2 separate regions of the Homo sapiens genome follow, and region 2 is linked to region 1. Evidence: read pairs that join two places in POLR2A ChIA-PET (ENCODE). Cell type or tissue: Caco-2. All regions are shown on one strand. Links, peaks and the distances in the headings refer to the core of each region. The heading gives the core; the rest is flanking DNA. Region 1 overlaps AARS1 (alanyl-tRNA synthetase 1). Region 2 overlaps WWP2 (WW domain containing E3 ubiquitin protein ligase 2).

What was found. ChIA-PET counts read pairs that join two places held together with the same protein. Peaks named below come from ENCODE experiments on the same cell type or tissue, not always from the same donor. Only the 100,000 strongest peaks of a DNase experiment are listed, where the experiment ranks them.
Region 2: POLR2A ChIA-PET joins it to region 1 with 7 read pairs; 2 of 35 experiments call an interaction of 5 or more read pairs at or near these places.

Annotation. Positions count from the first base shown.
Region 1 is chr16:70,258,302-70,262,690 of GRCh38, forward strand. It overlaps AARS1 (alanyl-tRNA synthetase 1), which reads right to left. Exons shown (of 21, transcript NM_001605.3): 12 at 4,045-4,223; 13 at 2,743-2,856; 14 at 679-885. Among named protein-coding and RNA genes, the nearest start is that of EXOSC6, 8.6 kb to the left of the region's middle. RefSeq lists a silencer at 2,029-2,271. In Caco-2, for the core only: no CTCF peak of the experiment used is centred there; no DNase peak of the experiment used is centred there.
Region 2 is chr16:69,786,222-69,790,610 of GRCh38, forward strand. WWP2 (WW domain containing E3 ubiquitin protein ligase 2) reads left to right here. Exons shown (of 24, transcript NM_001270454.2): 2 at 775-859. The coding sequence starts at 790. Among named protein-coding and RNA genes, the nearest start is that of WWP2, 26 kb to the left of the region's middle. In Caco-2, for the core only: no CTCF peak of the experiment used is centred there; a DNase peak (open chromatin) is centred at 1,800.

The sequences.
Region 1 (4,389 bases), core at 252-4,251:
CAGGACTCGGGTTCCAACCTGGCTTGGCCTAGCACGTGCCATGAGCTTCCTCAATCACACGCCACGTGCAAAGTCAAGGGCATCAGTATGGGAATTTCCAACTATTTTGTTAAACTGTGGACCAAATCTCATATGTGAACAGACTTAACTAGAACAGCTCTGGTTCTCCCAAGGTGGGGTGGGACAAATGCCTCTCCCTCTCCCCTCCACCAACCACCACCACTGCCCCCGGCAAAAGCACAGATGGAGAATCACTGCTTTAAACAAACTTTTTTTTTTTTTGAGACGGAGTCTCGCTCTGTTTCCCAGGCTAGAGTGCAATGGCGCAATCTCGGCTCACTGCAAGCTCCACCTCCCGGGTTCACACCATTCTCCTGCCTCAGCCTCCTGAGTAGCTGGGACTACAGGTGCCCGCCACCACGCCCGGCTAATTTTTTCTATTTTTAGTAGAGACAGGGTTAGCCAGGATGGTCTCAATCTCCTGACCTCGTGATCCGCCCGCCTCGGCCTCCCAAAGTGCTGGGATTACAGGCGTGAGCTACCGTGCCCAGCCTGCTTTAAGCAAATCTACGTGCAGGACGAATCTGATACAACAGAGTGAGAGCACCGCACTGCTAAGACTGTGGACAGACAGTGACGGTGTGGGGAGGGGGGGCATTCAGCCGTCGCCCATCCTACCTTGGCTGCCTCAATCATCTCATTAGCAATCTCTTCAGCCTTCTTGATCTGTTGGGTGGACATGGCTCCCTTGGCAGTAAAGTCAAATCTGAGGCGGTCAGGAGCAACCAATGAGCCTTTCTGGTCAGCTTCCCCAAGCACTGAGCGCAGGGCGAAGTTCAGAATGTGCGTAGCTGTGTGGTTGCTCATGATGGGTCTTCGTCGGGGCTGGAAAGGGCAGAGGGGCTCATGGAGAGGTCTGTAATAGACTGCTAGTTATCTCCTCGTTATCTGCTCCCCCGAGTGCTACAATTTTTAGTTGGAAATATGGCTGTGCAGAATAAAGGTTACATTTCCCAGCTTCCCTATGGCTAAGTGTGTCCATGTGACTAAGTTCGGGTCAAAAGGTTTTGAACAGAAGTGATGTCTACCATTAAAGGGATGGGGCAGGTCCTCCCATTTCTTTTCCACCGCCTAGAACAGGAATTGCCAAATGACGGCCGATGGCTAAATCTAGCCTGTCATCTGTCTTTTCATTTTTAGAGACAGGGTCTTGCTCTGTCACCCAGGATAGAGTACAGCGGCGCGATTGTAGCTCAGTGCCACCTCAAACTCCTGGGCTCAAGTGATCCTCTTGCCTCAGCCTCCCAAGTAGCTGGGACTACAGGCACACACCACTACCCCCAACTAATATTTTTTATTTTTTTGTAGAGATGGGGTCTCATGTTGTTGCCCAGGCTGGGTCTCAAACTCTTGGCCTCAAGCAATCCTCCCACCTCAGCCTCCCCAAATGTATGTGTTTATAAATTTTTATAAACAGTTTTTTTTTTTTATAAGGAGTTTCGCTCTTGTTGCCCAGTCTGGAGTGCTATGGCATGATCTCGGCTCACTGCAGCCTCCATCTCCCGAGTTCAAGCGATTCTCCTGCCTCAGCCTCCTGAGTAGCTGGGATTACAGGCATGCACCACCACACCCGGCTAATTTTGTATTTTTAGTAGAGACAGGGTTTCTCCATGTTGGTCAGGCTGGTCTCGAACTCCCGACCTCAGGTGATCTGCTCGCCTCGGCCTCCCAAAGTGCCGGGATTACAGGCATGAGCCACTGTGCCCAGCCATAAACAGGTTTATTGGAACACAGCCACACCTGTTCATTTACATATGGTCAATGGCTGCTTGAACACTCCAACTATAGAGCTGAGTACTCATCACCAGGAACATGTGGTCAGCAAAGCCAAAAATATTTAGTATCCAGTTATTTACACAAAGTTTGCCAACCCCTGGCCTAGACAATGGATCTGATAGCTATCCTCTGAACCAGGAAATCAAAGGCAATGCCCCAGGAAAGAAGGTGGAGTGACAGGTGAGGAGAAACCAGGCCCTCTGACTGTGGGGCAGAGCCTCCGTATCAGCTTGAGCTTTTTAGAACATACACTGCTATCCTGGTTTTAAGCTACTCTTACTCTGGAGCTCTGTCACATGCCAGAGCCTACCTCTTCATTCTTCAGCATCCTTGGCTCCCAAAGAAGTAGGTGACGTTAGAAAAGCAATCCGTGAAAACAAGTCCACGGGATCTTAACTGAAATCACTGGTGAAATCACTGACTTGGGAACATATAGATTAACTCTTAGTTGCATCCCTCACAATCCACCAAATGCACCTAAATTAACCCCTGCGGTCTACTTACACTAGGGAGTGATAACAGTGACAGGACAATTTTTTTTTTGAGGCGGAGTCTCGCTCTGTTGCCCAGGCTGGTGTGCAGTGGCGGGATCTTGGCTCACTGCAAGCTCCCCCTCCCGGGTTCACGCCATTCTCCTGCCTCAGCCTCCCGAGTAGCTGGGACTATAGGCGCCTGCCACCACGCCCAGCTCATTTTTTATATTTTTAGTAGAGACGGGGTTTCACCGTGTTAGCCAGGATGGTCTCGATCTCCTGACCTCATGATCCACCCGCCTCGGCCTCCCAAAGTGCTGGGATTACAAGTGTGAGCCACCACACCCGGCCCAACAGTGACAGGACAATTTAAAGCCAGAGGAGAAGATAATTACTAACCAGATCCAATGGGGGCCACAGTAACCCAACTCACCTCATCAATAAACAGCCAGACCTGATCCCCCACTTTCAGGTCACCGTAGATGGTTCCAATGTGTAGCACATACCCTCCTCGGACCTGAGCATTCTTCACTGTAAACTCTGTTTTCTAAGAGGGGTCAAGGAAGAGACCAATAAATAAATCCTTAAAAACATACAAATTTTCTTATATTTTCAATATAAACTCGTGTATATAACTTCTCTTTACATATGTAAATTGCACACACACACATACTCCCTTAATATCATTAAATATGATTAAATAGGCCAGGTGCAGTGGCTCATGACTGTAATCCCAGCACTTTGGGAGGCTCAGGTGAGTAGATCACCTGAGGCCAGGAGTTCGAGACCAGCTTGGCCAACATGGTGAAATCCCATCTCTACTAAAAAAATACAAAAATTAGCCAGGCGTGAAGGCAAGTGCCTATAATTCCACCTACTCAGGAGGCAGAGGCAGGAGAATCGCTTGAACCCGGAAGGCAGAGGTTACAGTGAGCCAAGATCATGCCACTGCACTCCAGCCTTGGCTACAGAGCGAGACTCCATCTCAAAAAAAAAAAAAAAAAATTAAATATATTTGTGCACACACACAGACATAACCAATATTAAGGAGCATCTTAGAATTTTTTTTTTTTTTTTGAGACAGAGTCTCGCTCAGCCACCCAAGCTGGAGTGCAGTGGCGCAATCTCGGCTCACTGCAACCACCCTCTCCTGGGTTCAAGCGATTCTCCCCTCTCAGCTTCCCGAGCAGGTGGGATTACAGGCATCCACCACCATACCTGGCTAATTTTTGTATGTCAGTAGAGACAGGGTTTCACCATGTTGGCCAGGCTGGTCTTGAACTCCTGACCTCAGGCGATCCACCCGCCTTGGCCTCCCAAAGTGCTAGGATTATAGTCATGAGCCACCACACCCAGCCGCATCTTTGAGTATCTAAAAGCCTCCATAAGGAACCTGAAGCCTAGGGAGACAAAGTAACTCATTCAGCAGCGGCAGAGCTCGAGGCTGAGTTTTCTACAAGGACATCTCCCCTTCAGAGAGCTGCCTCTCCTTTTTAATGTGCAAAGCTTGTAGGAAACTTGTACCCTGGCTGCAAAAATACTCCTACGAGGGTACCCGATGGCCAGGAAAGCAACAGGTACAAGCAACAGCTCCCTCGGCTTCAGAAATACCATGGAACCCAACCCAAAGGTGTGTCAGGTCTGCTCCCAAGGCCTGGAGCACTGTGGGGCAAAAGCAGCTCCCCGGCTCCACGCCTGGCCCTCCTCGGCTAACAAGGAAGAACTGTTGGCTCACATCTTCACTGCTGTCATCCACCTTCACCAGGTAGCCTTCGTCATAGATCTGGCCTCCTTGCTCAGCATAGAAACAGGTCTTGTCCAGCACCACTCCACACTCCTGGCCTGTGGACACCTCTTCCACGAACATCTTCTCCCTGCGCAGAGCCATCACCGTAGCCACTGTGTTCTCAAATACTGCTCAAGGGAAATGCATAGAAAGGGGACAGTGGGGTCAATGACCTTTTCACTCCTTCTTGGCTGACTTTTGCTGGATTCTCTTTCGCAAACTCTTCTTAGCTCCTAATTGTCCAATTGTATTTTGGAAGCAAACTCATTAGACAATATGAAAGGGCTTCGCGGC
Region 2 (4,389 bases), core at 225-4,224, 470 kb before region 1:
GCACCCTCCACCTCCCGGGTTCAAGCAATTCTCTGCCTCACCCTCCTGAGTAGCTGGGATTACAGGCACCCACCACTATGCTTGGCTAATTTTTTTGTATTTTTAGTAGAGATGGGATTTCATCATCTTGGCCAGACTGGTGTTGAACTCCCAACCCTGTAATCCACCCGCCTCCCAAAGTGCTGGGGATTACAGGCATGAGCCACTGCGCCCAGCCAATCTTTTTTTTTTTTTTTTTTTTTTTTTTGAGATGGAGTTTCGCTCTTGTCACCCAGGCTGCAGTGCAATGGCCGATCTTGGCTCACTGCAACCTCCGCCTCCTGGGCTCAAGTGATTCTCCTGCCTCAGCCTCCAGAGTTGCTGGGATTACAGGCATGCAGCACCATGCCTGGATAATTTTGTATTTTTTAGTAGAGACGGGGTTTTGCCATGTTGGTCAGGCTGGTCTCAAACTCCTGACCTCAGGTGATCTGGCCATCTCGGCCTCCCAAAGTGCTGGAATTACAGACGTGAGCGACCATGCCTGGCAGAGGTGTCTTAGTAGACTCTGCCTCCTCTAGACTTTGCTATAACAGTCCTGTGTCCTTTCTAGTCTATCCTAAGACCTGTCCAGGTTCATTAAGTCATTATAAGACAAACTATACCCTGGTTGCAGTTGCTTGGACGTTTCTATTTTCTTGCCTGTTTCTTTAAGCTTAAATATTGAAATTGAGTTAAACTCCTCTGTCTTCTTATCAGATATTCTCTGAATTCTTTTTTCTGTTTGTCTTACAGCTTCACGGTGATGATATGGCATCTGCCAGCTCTAGCCGGGCAGGAGTGGCCCTGCCTTTTGAGAAGTCTCAGCTCACTTTGAAAGGTGAGTGGCACTGTATAATGTCTTCATCTTGTCTACGCCCAGGGAAGAGGGAGAATCTAACCACACCTTGGTCTGGGGAGCCAAATTTTGTGAAATAGTTTACATGTGTTAATTATTTATTCTCATGGGATTGTCATCTTGTAGCTGTAATTCTTGAAGAAGAAAGAAAATAAAGGAGCAGGAAAATAGGGAACTTTTAGCTAAAATTGTCTAAAATGGTGATTTCAGGCCAGGTGCAGTGGCTCACGCCTGTAATTCAGCACTTTGGGAGGCTGAGGCAGGAGGATCCCTTAAGCCCAGAGTTTCAAGACCAGCCTGGGAAACATAGGGAAGCCCTGTCTCTACAGAACATAAAATAATTAGCCAGGCATAGTGGTGCATGCTAGCTGGTCCCAGCTACTAAGGACACTGAAGTGGGAGGATCGCTTGAGCCTGGGAGTTCAAGGCTGCAGTGAGCTGTGATCACACCACTGCACTCAGCCTGGGCAACAGGGTGAGACCCTGTCCCAAAAACAAATTAAAATAAAAACTGAATAAAATAAAATGGTGACCTGTTCATGCCCTAGGGCTCGTTGCTACCTGCACTCGCTCCCTAGGTGCTTCTTCCAACCTCTGGCTTTAAATGCCACCAATAGAAGATCACTCCTCTGGGCTTTACCTCTGAACTCCTGATTTATAACCAGTAGCCAGTTTGTTACCTTCACTTGAATATTTAGTAAACATCTAAAATTTAGCCTGTCTATAGCTGAGGTCCTGGTTTTTCTTCCTCATTGTCTGTATCAACCCATCAGCGTATCTGGTTGACTCGATCTTCAAAATGTGTCACTCAACATTCAGCCACTTCTCACCACCCCTAGGTCCCAGCCTAGTCCAGGCCACCATTGTCTCCACCCTGAGTTAAGGCAGTAGCCTCCTGTCCTGTCTCTCGGCTTCTGCACTTTGCCCTCCTTCAGTCTGTTGGTCACACAGCAGCCAGTGATCTTGTTAAAAGGTAAACTGGGGCCAGGTGTGGTGACTCATGCCTGTAATATCAGCACTTTGGGAGGCCAAGGCAGGAGGATCACCTGAGCCCAGGAGTTTGAGACCAGCCTGAGCAACAGAGCAAGACCCCCGTCTCTAAAAAAAAAAAATCAGAGGCTGAGACAGGAGGATCACTTGAGCCTAGGAGTTCGAGGCTGCAGTAAGCTGTGATTGTGCCACTGCACTCCAGCCCAGGCAACAGAGCAGAGCGAGACCATGTCTCAGAAAAAAAAATGTAAGCTGGGTCTTGTCACTCCTCTGCTCAAACCATTCAAGGGTGCTCCATTTCACAGTAGAAGCCGAAGCTCCCATGTGATGTGACCCTTCCCCACCCCACATTTCTCATCTCCTGTTCCTGGTCTACATTCTCTGTGCCCCAGCCTCCTTGCTCTTCAGTGAATACACTGGGCAGGCGTCTGCCTCTGGGCCTTTGCACTTGCTGTTCCCTCTGAGTGAAATGCTTTTCGCTTCATTATTTCCTTAGGCGTTTTCTCAAAAGCCACCCTCTTCCTGATCCCCTGATCCAACGCCACCTTTCTCATTGACTTCATCACATCTATTTCCCTCTCTTCTTTATATTTTTCTTATCAGCCCTTGTCCCTGTTTAATTAATTTATTTCATTTGTTGACTGTCTCCTTCAATAGAGTGTAAGATCCACAGTAAGAGATTTTTGTCGCTTTGGTCACTGTTAACTACCCCAGCCAGTAGAACAGTGCCTGACACATAGTGGGCCCTCAGTAAATAGTGCCTGAACGAAAGAATATTGCTTCGGGTTCCATAGCTCTGCAGCCATCACAGATGGGAGAGTGGCTCTCAGTATCTGAGCTCAGACCCCTCAGCCTGGTCCTCCAGAGGCAAAATTGTGTCTCTTGGGAATATTTTTCTTGAGTATTTTTGAAATGCAAATGTTATTTATATAATATACTCATGGAGTTTAAAAATCTTAGTTTTTAATTTTATTATTATTATATTTTGCGACAGAGTCTCGCTCTGTCGCCCAGGCTGGACTGCAGTGGCGCTGTCTCGGCTCACTGCAATTTCTTCCTCCCAGGTTAAAACAGTTCTCCTGTCTCAGCCTTCCAAGTAGCTGGGATTACCAGTGTGTGCCACCAGGCCTGGCTAACTTTTTTGTTTGTTTGTTTTTTTGAGATGGAGTCTCGCTCTGTTGCTCAGGCTGGAGTGCAGTGGTGCGATCTCGACTCACTGTAACCTCCGCCTCCCGGGTTCAAGCAATTCTTCTGCCTCAGCCTCCTCAGTAGCTGGGACTACAGGCGTGTGCCACCGCGCCTGGCTACTTTTTGTATATTTAGTAGAGATGGGGTTTCACCATATTGGGCAGGCTGGCTTCAAACTCATGACCTCATGATCTCCCCGCCTCGGCCTCCCAAAGTGCTGGGATTACGGGCGTGAGCCACCGTGCCCAGCCTCCTATAGTTCAAAATTCTTTCCTGCAGTCCTTCAGTGCTCCTCCTTGGAAAAAACCAGTATTGTTTCTTGTGTGTCTCTTCCAAGATACACCAAAAGGGATGCATTTTTGTAATTTTGAGAGCCAGATTGCCTTCCTTGGAAGGAATACCCTTCTAGCAATGTGCGAGAGTGCCTGTTTCCCTACATCTTTACCAGCACAATGTTGTCAGACTTTTAACTTTTGCCTGTTTCATTGGTGCAAGCTTGTGTTCTCAGTGTAGTTTTATTTCCCACTTCTTTACTTACGCATTTGATCCTTGAACAGCATGAGGGTCAGGGGTGCTGATTCCCTGCTCAGTAAAAAAATCCACATGTAACTTTTGACTCCCCCAAAACTTTACTAATAGCCTGCTGTTGACTGAAAGCCTTGCCAATAACAGAAACAGTTGATTGGCTGGGTGCGGTGGCTCACGCCTGTAATCCCAGCACTTTGAGAGGCTGAGGCAGACAGATTCCCTGAGGTCAGGAGTTCGAGACCAGCCTGGCCAATGTGGTAAAACCCTGCCTCTACTAAAAATACACAAAAAAATTAGCCAGGCGTGGTGGCAGGCGCATGTAATCCCAGCTACTTGGGAGGCTGAGGCAGGGGAACCGCCTCAACCCGGGAGGCCGAGGTTGCTGTGAGCCGAGACCACACCATTGCACTCCAGCCTGGGCAACAAGAACGAAATTCTATCTCAAAGAAAACAACAAAAAAAGAGAAACAGTTGATTAACACGTATTTTGTATGTTACATGTATTATATACTGTATTTTTACAATAAAATAAGCTAGAGAAAAAATCATAAGGAGGAAAAAAATTTTACTATTTATTCAGTGGAAGTGGGTCATCATAAAGGTCTTCATCCTCATCATTTTCATGTTGAGTAGCTGAGGAGGAGGAGGAAGAGGAAGGATTGGTTTTGCTATCTCTTGGGTGGCAAAGGCAGGAGAAAATCCATGTAAAAGTGGACCCTTGTAGTTCAAACCTCTCTTGTTTAAAGGTCAACTGTATGATGTTTAGCATCTTTTTTTTTGTTTGTTTTTGAGACAGAGTCTCACTC